Regions from separate parts of the Homo sapiens genome. Here region 1 is linked to region 2. Evidence: chromatin contacts called from ENCODE Hi-C or POLR2A ChIA-PET data. All regions are on one chromosome and are shown on one strand. Each heading gives the region's core, a stretch centred on a gene start or an enhancer-like site at or near the end of the contact. The rest is flanking DNA. Distances are from core to core; before and after follow the strand shown.

Region 1 (6,626 bases), core at 2,321-4,820, 48 kb after region 2:
GCTAGAATAAAAAAGTTAAATAATGACAACAAATGTTGCTGAAGATGTAGAGAAATTGGAACCCTCATATACCACCAGTGGGAATGTAACATGGTTCCACTGCTGTGGAAAACAGTCTGGCAGTTCCTGACATAATTAAACATAGAGTTACCATATGCCCCAGCAATTCTAATCCTAGGTATATAAGAGAAAAGAAAACATATGTCCATGCAAAAACTTAAACACAAATGTGCATAGCAGCATTATTCATAATAGCCCAGAGGTGGAAATAACTCAAATGTCTATCAGTAAATGAATAAACAAAATGTGGTATATTCATACAATGGAATATTATTTCAGCCAATACAATGGAGTACTAACACCTGCTATAATTTGGATAAACCTTGAAAACATGCCAAGTGAAAGAAGCCACTTACAAAAGACCACGTCAGTTGATTCCATTCATATGAAAGCCCAGAATACAGAAATCTATGGAAACAGAAATTGGATTAGTGTTTGCTTAAGGCTGAAGAGGGAATGGGTGGATATGAGGGTGGTATCTAGAGACTGTAACCATTTGGAGTTTCTTGTTGATGTGATAAAAATGTCATAAAATTGACTGTGGTGAAGGTCGCACATATCTGTGAATATACTAAAAACCATTGAAGTGTAGACTTTAAATGAGTGAATTGTATGGTTTGTGAGTTATATCTAAATAGAGTTGTTTAAACATAAATGAAAGGGTTGATGAGAAAGGGAAGAGAAACAGATGAATAAAATATGTAAAATAATGCGGTACTAAAACCTAGGAAAATATTGGCCAGTGTGGGCTTTTCAGAGGCAGTGAGGGAAGGATGCTTCATCACTGGGTTACCTGTGACCTTTATTGAAATGCTGAAGTCACACTGAAAATGATAAATATACATGCAGATTTACCTCCTTAATATATTGAAATAGAAGAAATTCAGAAACAGAGATTATAAAGCTTTCTTATATTTATTTAAGTGTCCACAGTCTTCCCAGGGTTCCAAAGCATTTGCACATCCTGCTTAAAACTTATAGTGTCCTTGTAAGGTCCAGTGGTAATTAAGAATTATCACTGTTGTATTTAGAGAAAGAAGGCATAGAAAATTTATGATTTTACCCTGCATATATTCCTGGATATTATTTCATTTTAAAAACTTATGTTGTCCTCCAATAAAAAGTAAGCTCCATGATTCATTTATTCAACAAATGTTTATCAAAACCCTGAAGTGCTCCAAGCACTGTTCTATGTGCTTGGGGTACCTTAGAGACCAAAACACAAAATTGTATATCCTCATGGAAGATGCATTCTGTTAAGGGAAAACAGACAACAATCAATAAACATAATAAATAAATAGATTGTAATGTGTGTTTGAAAGTGGCTAGTTTTATGGAGAAAATAGACCATGAGAATATTGGCTTACTGTGTTTTTATCTGTGCCAACCCTGGTACCCAGAGGAGCACTGGTCCAGAGAAGCACAATGAATATTTGTTGAATAAATGAATGAATGAATAGATGCAGTTCAAACTGTATGTTTGGCTTCTAAAGATTTACAGTTTGTACTTTTGGATTGGTTTTCCTTAAAAAAAAATCACTGTAGCTATAGAAAGAATTTAACATCTGTCCCCCTTCCCATTCGGCTTTGCTCTCTAAGAGGAGGAGAAATGTAGTGGTTAAGCACGAAAATCTCCAGAGCCAGACTGTATGGATTCAAATGCCAGATTTACTACTTATTATTTCTGACAACTTTAATTATGTTTATATCAATTTTAAAATTACATTCATTTCATTCAACTACAATTTAAGGCTCTGTGTTTTGAAGACCTCCTTGCTACAGACACTTTCGATGTTGTGTGTTAACTTCATCTTTATAATTCCCTTGAAATCTTACATGTAATCAACATTTATTATGTGTCAGTTGTTTACAAGAAACTGTACTGGGTCTGTACTGGGTCCTAAAGGTATCATATAATGATGCGCCTGTCATAGGTGATGTTGATGGACCTTTAGGTCTGTCAATTGGAAACTTGATGCATCTAGATTCTATGCAAGATATGAACTCTTTTGTCAGCTAAGAGTGTCTCATTCACATCTAACATCCTCAGAACCTTACACAGTGATTGGTACATATATGGCACATTTTTTTATGAATAAAGAAAAAGTTATGATTTAGTAATACCACTCACATACATACACACACAGCACACATTTGCAACTGATTGGGCATCCTGTTTAGTATATATCTGGGCCTGGGTCTGAGGTTGGCCCACTTAGATCTGGACTCCCTTTCAGAGCAACAAAGTCTACATGGACTTTGTATGTGACTTGTAGCTTGGCAGCAGCCCAGGAAACTGCTTCTCTATCTTAGACATCAGCCAGCCTTGAGGGAAGTTCAGAGAGTAACTCTCTCCTTCCTTCCTTGGATGCACTGTTGCAACCCTCCCTTGTGGGCTGGTTGTTCATTTTTGTGTTTTGGTTACATTCTCTTATTTCTTCATCTTTTTTTTTTTTTTTTGGTTCTGCTTTAAAAGTAAAACAACAGTAGGGTTTGTGAAGACATTGCAGATGGTAATTTATTAGCTGTGATATAATGGTATCAGGAAATAGCTAGCTCTTTGGCTGTTTATTTCCCTCGTGGTGGATGGAAAGAGTAAGTATAGCAATGTTTCAGTTGCTATGGATACCAAGTCTTTGAGATAATAGAATCCTTTTAACATAATCCAGTTCTATTAGATTGGCTTTTCTCTTGAATGTTACATCTACCAAGCATACTTTCTTTTCTCAGTACAAAAATTTATATCCCTTTCTCTCAATATCGGGAAGTGTTATTTTAATTTTTCCTCCAATTTTGCCCTGCAGTTTATCTTTTTCCTATGTCTCCTCTTTCCTACATCAGAAAAGATGACATGGAAAAGTAAACCATATATCTGTCTTTCCCTCTAGCTAAGCGGAAAACTGATTTAGTTTCACACAATTATATGCAAGTACTGCAACATAATTTGTCCAGGTGTGATGTTTAAATCTTTTTAACTCAAACCACAAAAATGGGGTTAATTATAAAAGGCATATAAACATCTCCTCAACATTCCATTGGTTCATTGAGTCAGATGTCTTCAAAATAGAATCTCTTTGGGATGTATAATTTTGAGTACAGCATTAAGTAAATGACTGTTGCAGAGGAAAAAAAAAGTCAAGTGTTCAAAAGAAAACTCAAAAAGTGGCAGCTCATAGTTCATGGATATAAGAAAATTCTACTCCCATGTGTGAAGTAGTCAGACTCCTTGCTAAAAACATACATTTTAAAAAGTCTAAAATGTTAGTTAAATCATAATTCATCTTTTTTTTGAGAAATCATTTTAGTAAATTTATAACAACACTAATTTTTTGAACTCTTGCTTCGGTCTCTCATTCCTAATTCTATCTTGTATTTATCTTTACAGAGGGATTCAGTTCATTATATACATTTGAAATTCTGTGCAATAAATATTTTTTTGCACTGTCATGCTAGAATCTGTCATGCTGAAGAAGAAATGGCCAGTGTATGTGTCATGAGGCTGGATTTTAGTCCCAGCTCTTCCTGTGCTTGTGTGGCCTCAAATGAGTCATTTAACCTCTTGGGTCTTAATTTCATCATCAAAAATTCGAGGTCAGACTACATTATTTTCCAGAGCCCCTTGACATCCCAAAATGTCTACATTGCTTTGAAATCTATCCACATCTCCAACTGATTTCCAGCATCAAGGTTAGAAACTGTTTTAAATAGGCTTACTGAGTTCAAAACCAAATAGAAAAGAGAAAGTCTTAGAAGTACAAGCCTGCCAGCAACCTTATTTCCATCCTGCACTGTACTGACAAGAATTTTAAATTTACAGTGGAAAACAGGAATTAGACCATATTTAGGTAGCTAGTTTCAAAACCTTTATTGTTGGTGATATTTTCTCCAGATGGAAAGTAGGTATGTAAAAGTAATCTTGGCTACAGCTAATATTTATTGTTCCTGTAGTAAATTCCAGACACTTTGCTGAGTGCTTTGTGTGGTTCAGCCCATCAAGCCTCGCAGCAACACTATGAGGCAGGTATTATAATGTTCATTTTATACATGAAAATGAACACAATAAGGAATGAAAATCTAAGTCGTTTGTCCTAAGTGGCTCAACTAGTAATTGGCAGCCCCAGGATTTAAATTCATGCTGTCTGACTCTGTCTAGAGTATATAAATACTATAATGCACAGATTTTTTTTTTTTTGGTGCATGTGTGGCTTATACAGTTGTTCCTTGAACAACACGGGTTTGAATTGTGCAGGTCCACTTATATTTTTTTCCATCAACTGCAGATTGAAAATACAGTATTCAAGGGATGTGCAACCTGTGTATACAGTGGGCTGACTTTTCCTATATGTGGGTTCTGCGGGGTCAACTGTGGGACTTGAGAATGTAGCAATGGTCCTGAAAAGAATCCCTCATGTATATCGAAGGATGATTGTATATTCTTTTTTGTTGTTGTTTTGATTTGCTTTGAGACACAGTCTCACTCTGTTTCCCAGGCCAGAGTGCAGTGTCATGATTGTAGCTCACTGTTACTTTGACCTCCTGGGTTCAAGCAGTTCTCCCACCTGAGCTTTCTGAGTAGCTGGGACTAGATGCTCATGCCACCATGCCCAGCTAATGTCTTCCTTTCAAAATTTTTTGTAGAGACAAAGTCTCCCTATGTTGCCCAGGCTGGTCTCTGACTCCTGGCCTCAAGCAATTCTCCTGTCTTGGCCTCCCAAAGTGTTGGGATTATAGGTGTGAGCCATCATGCCTGACCTATATATTCTTTATATGTTCTGACAAAAACTCATTATCTCCTTTGCATTCCCCAATCCAGTTCTTCTCTGCATGCCTGATCTCAGTGAAAGGCACTACTTGCACTAATGACACAAGACAGACACCTGGAAATTACACTTGATACCTCCCTTCCCCTCACTTCACTTACCATCCATGCAACCCATCACTAAGTCCTATCAACGACATTTATTAAATAGCTCTCAAAATGCATGTATCAAAGTCCCAGAGAAAACCTGGAATACTAAAAGAATTTTACCTAAGGGATTTTAATGAAGGGACTATGTATAGATATGTGGGAAAACCTAAGAATCTGCAAGAAATGGTGGAGCACCAGTGGACTAGCAATAGTGGATGCTGTTAGCATCTTTATGGGTTGAATTGTGTCCTCCCAAAAAAGACATATTGGAGTCCTAAGCCCCAATATCTTGGAATGTGACTTTATTTGGAGATAGATCCTTTTTACAGAGGTAATCACTTTAAAATGAGATCATAGGGTGGATACTAATCCAATATGACTGATGTCCTTATAAAAAAGGAAAATTTGGATACATAGAGATACACATACACAGGGATACTGCCATGCGAACACAAAGGCAGAGATCAGGGTGGTGCGTCTGGTATGCCAAGGAACACAAAAGATTGTCAGGAAGCCACTAGGAGAGTGGCATGGGACACATTCACCCTCACAGCTGTCAGAAGGAACCAACCTGCCAGCTCCCTCCCACAATTTTTTTTTTTTTTTTTTTTTTTAGACAGGGTCTCACTCATGGCCAGACTGGAGTGCAATGGTACAATCATAGCTCACTGCAGCCTTGAGCTCCTGCACTCAAGCCATTCTCCTGCCTCAACCTCCCAAGTAGCTGGAACTGCAGGCATGAGCCCCTGCACCCAGCCCGGATGACATCTTGATCTCAGTCTTCTTAATTCTATAATGCTAGTTTGTGGTACTTTGTTATGGCAGCTCTAGCAAACTAATACAGCATCCTTTGGCCTGAAGGTGCATGGGAAGAGGACAGTATTCCAGGAAGCAGGTGAGAGCCATGATGGTAGAAGAGGGACTGCTTCTCAGGGACTGTGGCCAAAGGGAAATGCATTTTTCAGCATTTATTGGCTAGAAATCACCAACTATTTTCTTACTTTGAAATAATTGTGTTTATACAGGAAAGGTGCAATAAATGCTTGATTCTTTTCCTTTGTTTACTAGTTTTCAGAATAATGGCTTGTTTTCCTAGACATTTCCAAAGATGACTGGTTTTTTTCTGCATCATGAACTCATAGATTTTTAACATACCAACCTATTGCAATCTATTGCAAGCATTATCATTTTCTTGCTCACACTGAACTAGTTTTTGGCCAAAAACAGCCACTTCGGGCTGGCTGTTTTGACATTTTTATATAGCCCCAGTGATCTCTGACAGCTTCCTCGCTCTCCAGTATGGCAAGATGCCTGGGCTCAGCTTGATCATTTCTTGTCCCAGACCTGAGAAGAGCCATTTCTCCAAGGAGCTTAGACCAGAGAAAAGCCATTTCTCCAGGGAGCTCTGTCTGGTTCATTTGAGTGGGAAACTACAGTATGAATATCCCTGATTTTTGATGGTGCTTCATCTTGACATCTTCGGAAATGGCAATTGCCTCTTTGGGTGGTGTCTGGTAGGAGGGTATTGTGAGGTGAGGGTTATATGGCTTCTTCCTGTAATTGACAGTTACACAGATTGTTCCTCCCATAAAGGCCTGGTTTGCTGTCATTGCTCTTGTTTTTTTCCTGCTGGATCCGTAGTTTAGGTCAGGAAAAC
Region 2 (7,003 bases), core at 1,240-3,739:
ACTGGATTCATTAGTGGTAGAGATATTTATATTTCTATCCACAGCCTAAATTTCTTTGTACTTCCCATGGCTATTTCCCTGTAGCTAAGAGTCTCATGCTCTGTTAATATCTGTATTTGTTACAAATGCTTCTCCCTCCTAAAACTTTATCAAATAAATAGGAGTAGTAAATACTTCTTAAATACATAAGAATATATCCCACTAGTTACATATTTGTTTAGCTACATTTGCCAATTATTCTTATGTTTGTGACACAATCATTGGAGGAAAAAATATCCAATAGAAATAAAACTTGGCCAGGTGCGGTGGCTCACACCTGTCATCCCAATGCTTTGGGAGGCTTGAGATGGGAAAATGGCTTGAGGCCAAGAGTTCAAACCTGCAGTGAGCTATGATTGCACCACTGCACTCCAGGTTGGGTGACACATCAAGACTCTGTCTCTGAAAAAAAAATTTTGAAAAAATAAAAGAAATAAAATATTTTAAATTTAGTGAAGTAAATGAACGAGGGAATCCACCTGAGATACCCATCCCCCATTGGTCCCCAGGGCAGATAAGGTAGGTTTGACTGTGGGGTAATTCTTCTTTTCCTCCCACCATTCTGCATGTGTGCTTAACTACCTTATTAGAGGAAGGCAAGTCTTCAGTCAAGTGCATGTAATTGGTAAAGACTTTTATACATGATGTATGCTGGAAATAATGAAACAAAATATCACAACAATTTACTTTTATATCTATTTTCATTCCATCCAATGTGACATTCACATAAATAAGCTTACTAACTCAAATATCATTTTAAAAGTAAATGGAACACTCAAAATGAGCATCCTTATAGGCATACTGGGGAAGAATGGTTTTTGCTGTGCTAATGCCAGGTGGCTAATAGCTATCTTTAATGGTGGACGCAAGGTTAGTTTGCACTGACTAATTTGGCCAGGAAACATAAACCATTATGCATTTTTATGGATGATCTGGATGAAGGAATTGAGACTATGCTTCCAAATTATCCTGTAATATTAAATTAGGCAGAGTTACTACGTTCCAGAAGGCAGTCCTAAAACTGAAAATGACCTTGAAAAATAAAACTATCAGAAATGAAAGGTCCTAAAGAAAAAGGATGAAATCCTATATGAATGAGTAGAACCAAGGAATAGCCTACCAGAAGATTGAAAAAAATCAGCTAAGGACTGGCTATACAGTTGACTAAGAAGTAGCATTATCATTTTACCGAAAAAAGGTGCAGGAGATAATGGTGCTTAGAGTAAGGATAGAGCATACAAGGGGCAATGGGGGTGGAGGTGGAGTGGATACCAGGAGACCCCATTGTTTAAAGATACATTAATGCATTTTACTGATGTAAGTGGTAAAACCATGAGGGAAGGTGGGTTGGGGGAACCACTCACTAGGAGGACCCTCCTTTAACATCCTAACCTGCCTTGCCATGATCTGAGGAAGAAGAAAGAGAAGGAAGAGAACAAGAAGAAAAGAAAGAAGAATGCTTTCTTAACCAATCTTCTGAAAGCCAGTTTTCCCCTATGGTGATTCTTTTGTTGCAACTCCAGTGCTTCCTGTTTTGGCAGGGCCTATTTTGCCCTCAGTATTCCTTTCTCTGGTGCTCTTTCTTTTCCTCCTTCTACCAGCATGTTTTATGGGACTCCCCCAACCCTTCACTGAAAATGCACCCTCAAGGGTGGCTAGAGGTTAATTGACATTGTTGTGTTTTGTCAGATGCTACTCTGGGTTAGGCTTCTTTGGAGCTTAGCAATTGTTGATTACCACCACATTCTTCAGCCTCCCTCCCTCTTCAGAGCCTATGACATTGCAACACTCTCTCCTAACCTCTCCTTGTCTGTCCTTCATGGCTTCTTTATGGACCCAATCATGGGCTTCCCCAACATTTGTGCCCCAGATCCCTGCACCTCTCATTTTACACAATCTCAGAGAATTCATCAATTGCCATGGCTGTATACCAATCAACATTGGGCAGGGGGTAATTTTAATTGTTGTATAATTTCGAACTTACAGGAAAGTTTCAAAAATGGCACAAGGAGCTTCCATATATTCTTTGCAGAGTTGATAGCTGTTTACCATATGAAGGTAGGCTGAAGACATCATGCCCTTTTGCTCCTAAATAGTTCAATGTGTATCTCCTAAAAATAAGGATGAGTGTCTGTGGTACAGTTTTCAATTTCAGGAAAATTGATACAGTGCAATTATACAATCCACAGTCCATGTTAAATATCATCCATGGTCCCAATAATGTTCTTTATAGCTATTTTTTCCCTGCCAGTGATCACTGCTGTGCATAGGGCACTGACTTCTCTCTAGGCCATCTGTCCCACAGCACTACCTTCCAAATAAACATTTTTTACTGATGTCATCTTAAATTAAAAATGTCTAAAATGTGACTCATCATTTCCCCCCTAAAACAAATCATCCCCACCCCCATGTCTTTCTAATTCTTTTCAGTGTTATTATAACTCTCCTGGCCTTCCAGGCTTGAAGCTATGAATCATCTTTGGTTCTTTGTCCTCAGTTAGCTGTGTAAGTCCTTTATGTTCTTCCTGTGAAATGACTCTTTCATTCTGCATAAGCCTTTGTGCACTAATGCCCACTCATTCCACACATCAGACAAATTCTTCTGGTTACACTCATCTACCTGAAGGGCTCAGAAAAAGCTTGCAATGCTTGTCCTTCCTTAAGTAAACTCTGTCACAACTCTGTGTGTGTAGCACCGAATAGTGACCTAGCCAACAGTAACATATAGTAATTCACAAATCTGTTTCAATACACACTTTCTTCCCATTCCCACTAAATACATGTTGAAGAGAGATTTACCTATTATGTTAGGGTGTGGAAAACATAACTGTCTGCAACTCACGTATGCAGAGGAAATTTATCTAACTGATATTTGACCTTCTTCTGGAGCCCACCACCAGTGGGAAAACATAAGTTCTTCAATCCATTTAAAGCTTAGTCTGATGCCATAATTTAAATAGTTCTGCTTTCTATAGAAAGTGTTTAATCCCTCCTGAAGAAAACGCTCACTTTCTCAGAGATCCTCTCCCATCCTGTGTGTGCAGAGAAGAGCTAACATAGCAGAACTGAGACTACTATCCTTTCAAAGCCTGCTCACAATGTTGGTCCTTGATTGGCATCTAGAAACTTGGCTTTCAGGATAAGAATTCCCTGATTAGAATGACCCACTGTGGCTAAAATGTTTGTGCAAACAATATGTTTTATGCTGAACACCTGTTTCCTTCTGGGAGTCTGAAATTTTGGGACATGCTAGGCAGAGGCTGCCTACATGACCCAGCTCCCAGTAAAAACTCTGGGCACTGAGTCTGCAATTAGCTTTCCCAGCAGACAGCATGGCACAACTCACTGTTGGGGGATTTACACTCATCCTGTGTGACTCCACTGGGAGAGGACTCTTGGAAATTTGCACCTGGTTTCCTGTGGATGTCAGCCCATAGCCTTTGCTGATTTTGCTTTGTATCATTTTTATGTAATAAATCAAAACCATGAGTACAACTATACAGGTGGTCCCTGACTTACGATGGTTCAACTTACAATTTTTTGACTTTATGATGCATTTATTGGTATTAAATGCATTTCACCTTATGAGTTTATTTTTTACTTAGATGGGTTTATTGAGATGTAACTGCATTGCAAATTGAGGAGCGTCTGTATATAGGTGTGTGTGCATATACACCCACAGCTGTGAGTCCTCCTAGATCATCAAACCTGAGGTGGTATTGGGGACCCCAATACACCATACTCTTTTCTCCCCTGAAAAAAGTATATTTTTCTCTCCTCATGACTATTGTTTTACACTAGTATGAGCAGAGTGGGTTGTTTGCAGCAACAAGAATGCAGCTTTCCCTACAATGGCATCCAGATACATGAAGAGAAGGATGTGACTTAGCATCCTGATGCCAGAAGGGAGGAGGAGGGTTTTACGTGTGGTATTTTCTGCCTGTTCTGTTCTCTGAGGTGATATCCCTAGTCTACCTCATTGCTCTTTTCTTTGCTGGCATTAGTGGCCAAACTTTATAGACATTGTAACTGGCAATCTTTTTCTCTTTATCCTTGGGCTTGGTTGGAGCCCAGAAGGCCTGTCTGGGATGACTCAGCCTCATTTCCATTCCCATAGACACTGTACACCCCACAGACAACTTCTGTGACTCTTATGCAGCCCCAGCTCCAATGGTCGGCTCTGCAGCCCCTGTTAGTATCTTCCTCTGCAGACTTGCAGCTACCTTAGGATCTCATCCATGCCACAGGAAAACAAAAGTGGCTCAAGATTGATGAGTCTTAGTGGTTCCCTCTGTCTGACCATGCTAGTGAAAGGAAAGGGCCATCTGAGAGTTGATCTGTTTCAAGAGTTTCCAACAGAAATGGGGGCCAGGAAGCTGCTATGTATTTTTTTTTTATGCTTTAAGTATAAGGGTACATGTGCACAACGTGCAAGTTTGTTACATATGTATACATGTGCCATGTTGGTGTGCTGCACCTATTAACTCATCATTTACATTAGGTATATCTCCTAATGCTATCCCTCCCGCCTCCCTCCACTCCACAACAGGCCCCTGGTGTGTGATGTTCCCCTTCTTGTGTCCAAGTGTTCTTATTGTTCAATTCCCACCTATGAGTGAGAACATGTGGTGTTTGGTTTTGTTTTGTTTGGTTTTGGTTTTTTTTTTTTTGAGATGGAGTCTTGCTCTGTCGCCCAGGCTGGAGTGCAGTGGCGCGATCTTGGCTCACTGCAAGCTCCGCCCCCTGGGATCACGCCATTCTCCTGCCTCAGCCTCCCGAGTAGCTGGGAATACAGGTGCCCGCCACTACGCCCAGCTAAATTTTTGTATATTTAGTAGAGACGGGGTTTCACCGTGTTAGCTAGGATGGTCTCGATCTCCTGACCTCGTGATCCACCTGCCTCGGCCTCCCAAAGTGCTGGGATTACAGGCGTGAGCCACCGCGCCCGGCCGGTGTTTGGTTTTTTGTCCTTGCGATAATTTGCTCGGAATGATGGTTTCCAGCTTCATCTATATCCCTACAAAGGACATGAACTCATCCTTTTTATGGCTGCATAGTGTTCCACGGTGTATATGCGCCACATTTTCTTAATCCAGTCTATCATTGATGGACGTTTGGGTTGGTTCCAAGTCTTTGCTATTGTGAATAGTGCTGCAGTAACATACGTGTGCATGTGTCTTTATAGCAGCATGATTTATAATCCTTTGGGTATATGCCCAGTAATGAGGTGGCTGGGTCAAATGGTATTTCTAGTTCTAGATCCCTGAGGAATCGCCACACTGACTTCCACAATGGTTGAACTAGTTTACACTCCCACCAACAGTGTAAAAGTGTTCCTATTTCTCCACATCCTCTCCAGCACCTGTTGTTTCCTGACTTTTTAATGATCGCCATTCTAACTGGTGTGAGATGGTATCTCACTGTGGTTTTGATTCACATTTCTCTGATGGCCAATGATGACGAGCATTTTTTCATGTGTTTTATGGCTGCATAAATGTCTTCTTTTGAGAAGTGTCTGTTCATATCCTACAGAATGGGAAAAAATTTTTGCAATCTACTCATCTGACAAAGGGCTAATATCCAGAATCTACAAAGAGATCCTATGTATTTTTTGCCATCATTCTCATTCGTCTAGTGTAACATTCACTATTCAGGTCAAAGGGACTTTGCCTGATTAAAGCCCAGGGATGGGAAAATTGGCACATAATGTTGGCCCTTTCTGCTTTCCCTTCCCCTTTGTTTTTTTAATTCTCACAATTCTCTTGACAGGTTCTTCCCTATCTTCCTCCTCTTCATTTCAACTCTTCTCTAAGCCTTCATAGCAAAGGATATTTTCTCTACCCATTTGGAGAACTCTATAATCTCCCAGGTTTGATCATTGACATTCTAAAGTCCTCAAAACTGTGAGTGGGATTACAAGGATATTGTCTTGCTCAAAAATCCTATTTTGTATGTTAGAAGCTGGTATGACTTTTCTCTTTGGTTGGTGTTTTTCTGAAACAAAGTACAAATCGGTGGTTATATACATGGAAAGAGGAAAACACATGAATAATTTTCCAGTTATTACCCGCTTTATTGACTTGAGTGGTATACCAAACGACTTTCTTGTCCAGGATTCCCACAATACCAATTTTGCCTTGGTTCTGAGCTGCAGTCAATAGTAAGGTTTTTTAAGGTTGTTCTTGGTATACCTGTTTTTTTTTTTCTATTCTATTTCATGCTTTTTGTGTTAAACTTTGAAAAGCATACTCTCTCTGCTTTCTTATAATAATTATACCCTCTAGGTTTCTAGTAAGTTGTTCTAATTTTTGAATACCTGCCTTGTTCTCCTATTTCATGTTTGCATGTTTCTGATTCCTAGTTGTATGCTTTGTCACAAATTTCCTGTTTTCCTTCACTCCTACTTTTCATATACGCCCTGCTCCCTTGGTTTTGACCCATTTATTTCCTCTGATTCCAAGTACCTCAGTGTTCCAATATTGTAGATTATTCAGGTGTATGTTAGGATGCTTTTAATAAGATGTACAAAATCCAGCTCAAACTGGGTCAGACTATAAAAGCAATTTACTGGCTTCCATGTTCTAAAAAGTCAGACTTCAGGAAAGGATTGATATAGTAATGCTATTGTGTTTCTTACTGACTGTCAGATGTGACTTTTATGGTGTTGGTGTCATGCTAGATTGGTTATAGGAGAGCTGCAAACTGCACCCTGGGATAGATGCTTCTTCATTTATGTCCAATCGTGGAAAAAGAACTTCTTTCACATAAACCATTGAACAGAAGTCCTGGGCTTTAATCTGTTTGGACCAATTTAAGTCAAATGCCTAACACTGAACCTATTACTGTCATTGAGAATGAGATGCCACTATTCTGATTATCTTCAGCCAGTTAGATTCTGCTCCTAGACCTGGGACTGAGATCAGTCCTACCCAAACCACATCCCTGCTACACCCTGGAAAATGGG

What was found. A loop is a pair of places that touch in the nucleus more often than their neighbours do. ChIA-PET counts read pairs that join two places held with the same protein, here RNA polymerase II (POLR2A). Pooled maps may share reads with other maps.
Region 1: a loop to region 2 is called in a map of endothelial cell of umbilical vein, with 4 times the contacts of the local background. The contact joins two enhancer-like sites. A Hi-C loop is called at or near these places in 2 of 168 maps with a recorded cell type or tissue (GM12878 and endothelial cell of umbilical vein) and 1 of 50 pooled maps. POLR2A ChIA-PET finds 5 or more read pairs at or near these places in 1 of 52 experiments (OCI-LY7).

The regions. Positions count from the first base shown.
Region 1 is chr9:69,943,386-69,950,011 of GRCh38, forward strand. No RefSeq gene overlaps it. Among named protein-coding and RNA genes, the nearest start is that of MAMDC2, 97 kb to the right of the region's middle. Within about 2 kb of position 3,571, at least 5 of the 41 ENCODE cell types and tissues checked have a DNase peak (open chromatin) inside an H3K27ac peak, as active enhancers do; they include endothelial cell of umbilical vein, where a contact is called at or near this core.
Region 2 is chr9:69,896,447-69,903,449 of GRCh38, forward strand. All of the region lies in intron 5 of CFAP95 (cilia and flagella associated protein 95), which reads left to right. Among named protein-coding and RNA genes, the nearest start is that of CFAP95, 79 kb to the left of the region's middle. Within about 2 kb of position 2,490, at least 4 of the 41 ENCODE cell types and tissues checked have a DNase peak (open chromatin) inside an H3K27ac peak, as active enhancers do; they include endothelial cell of umbilical vein, where a contact is called at or near this core.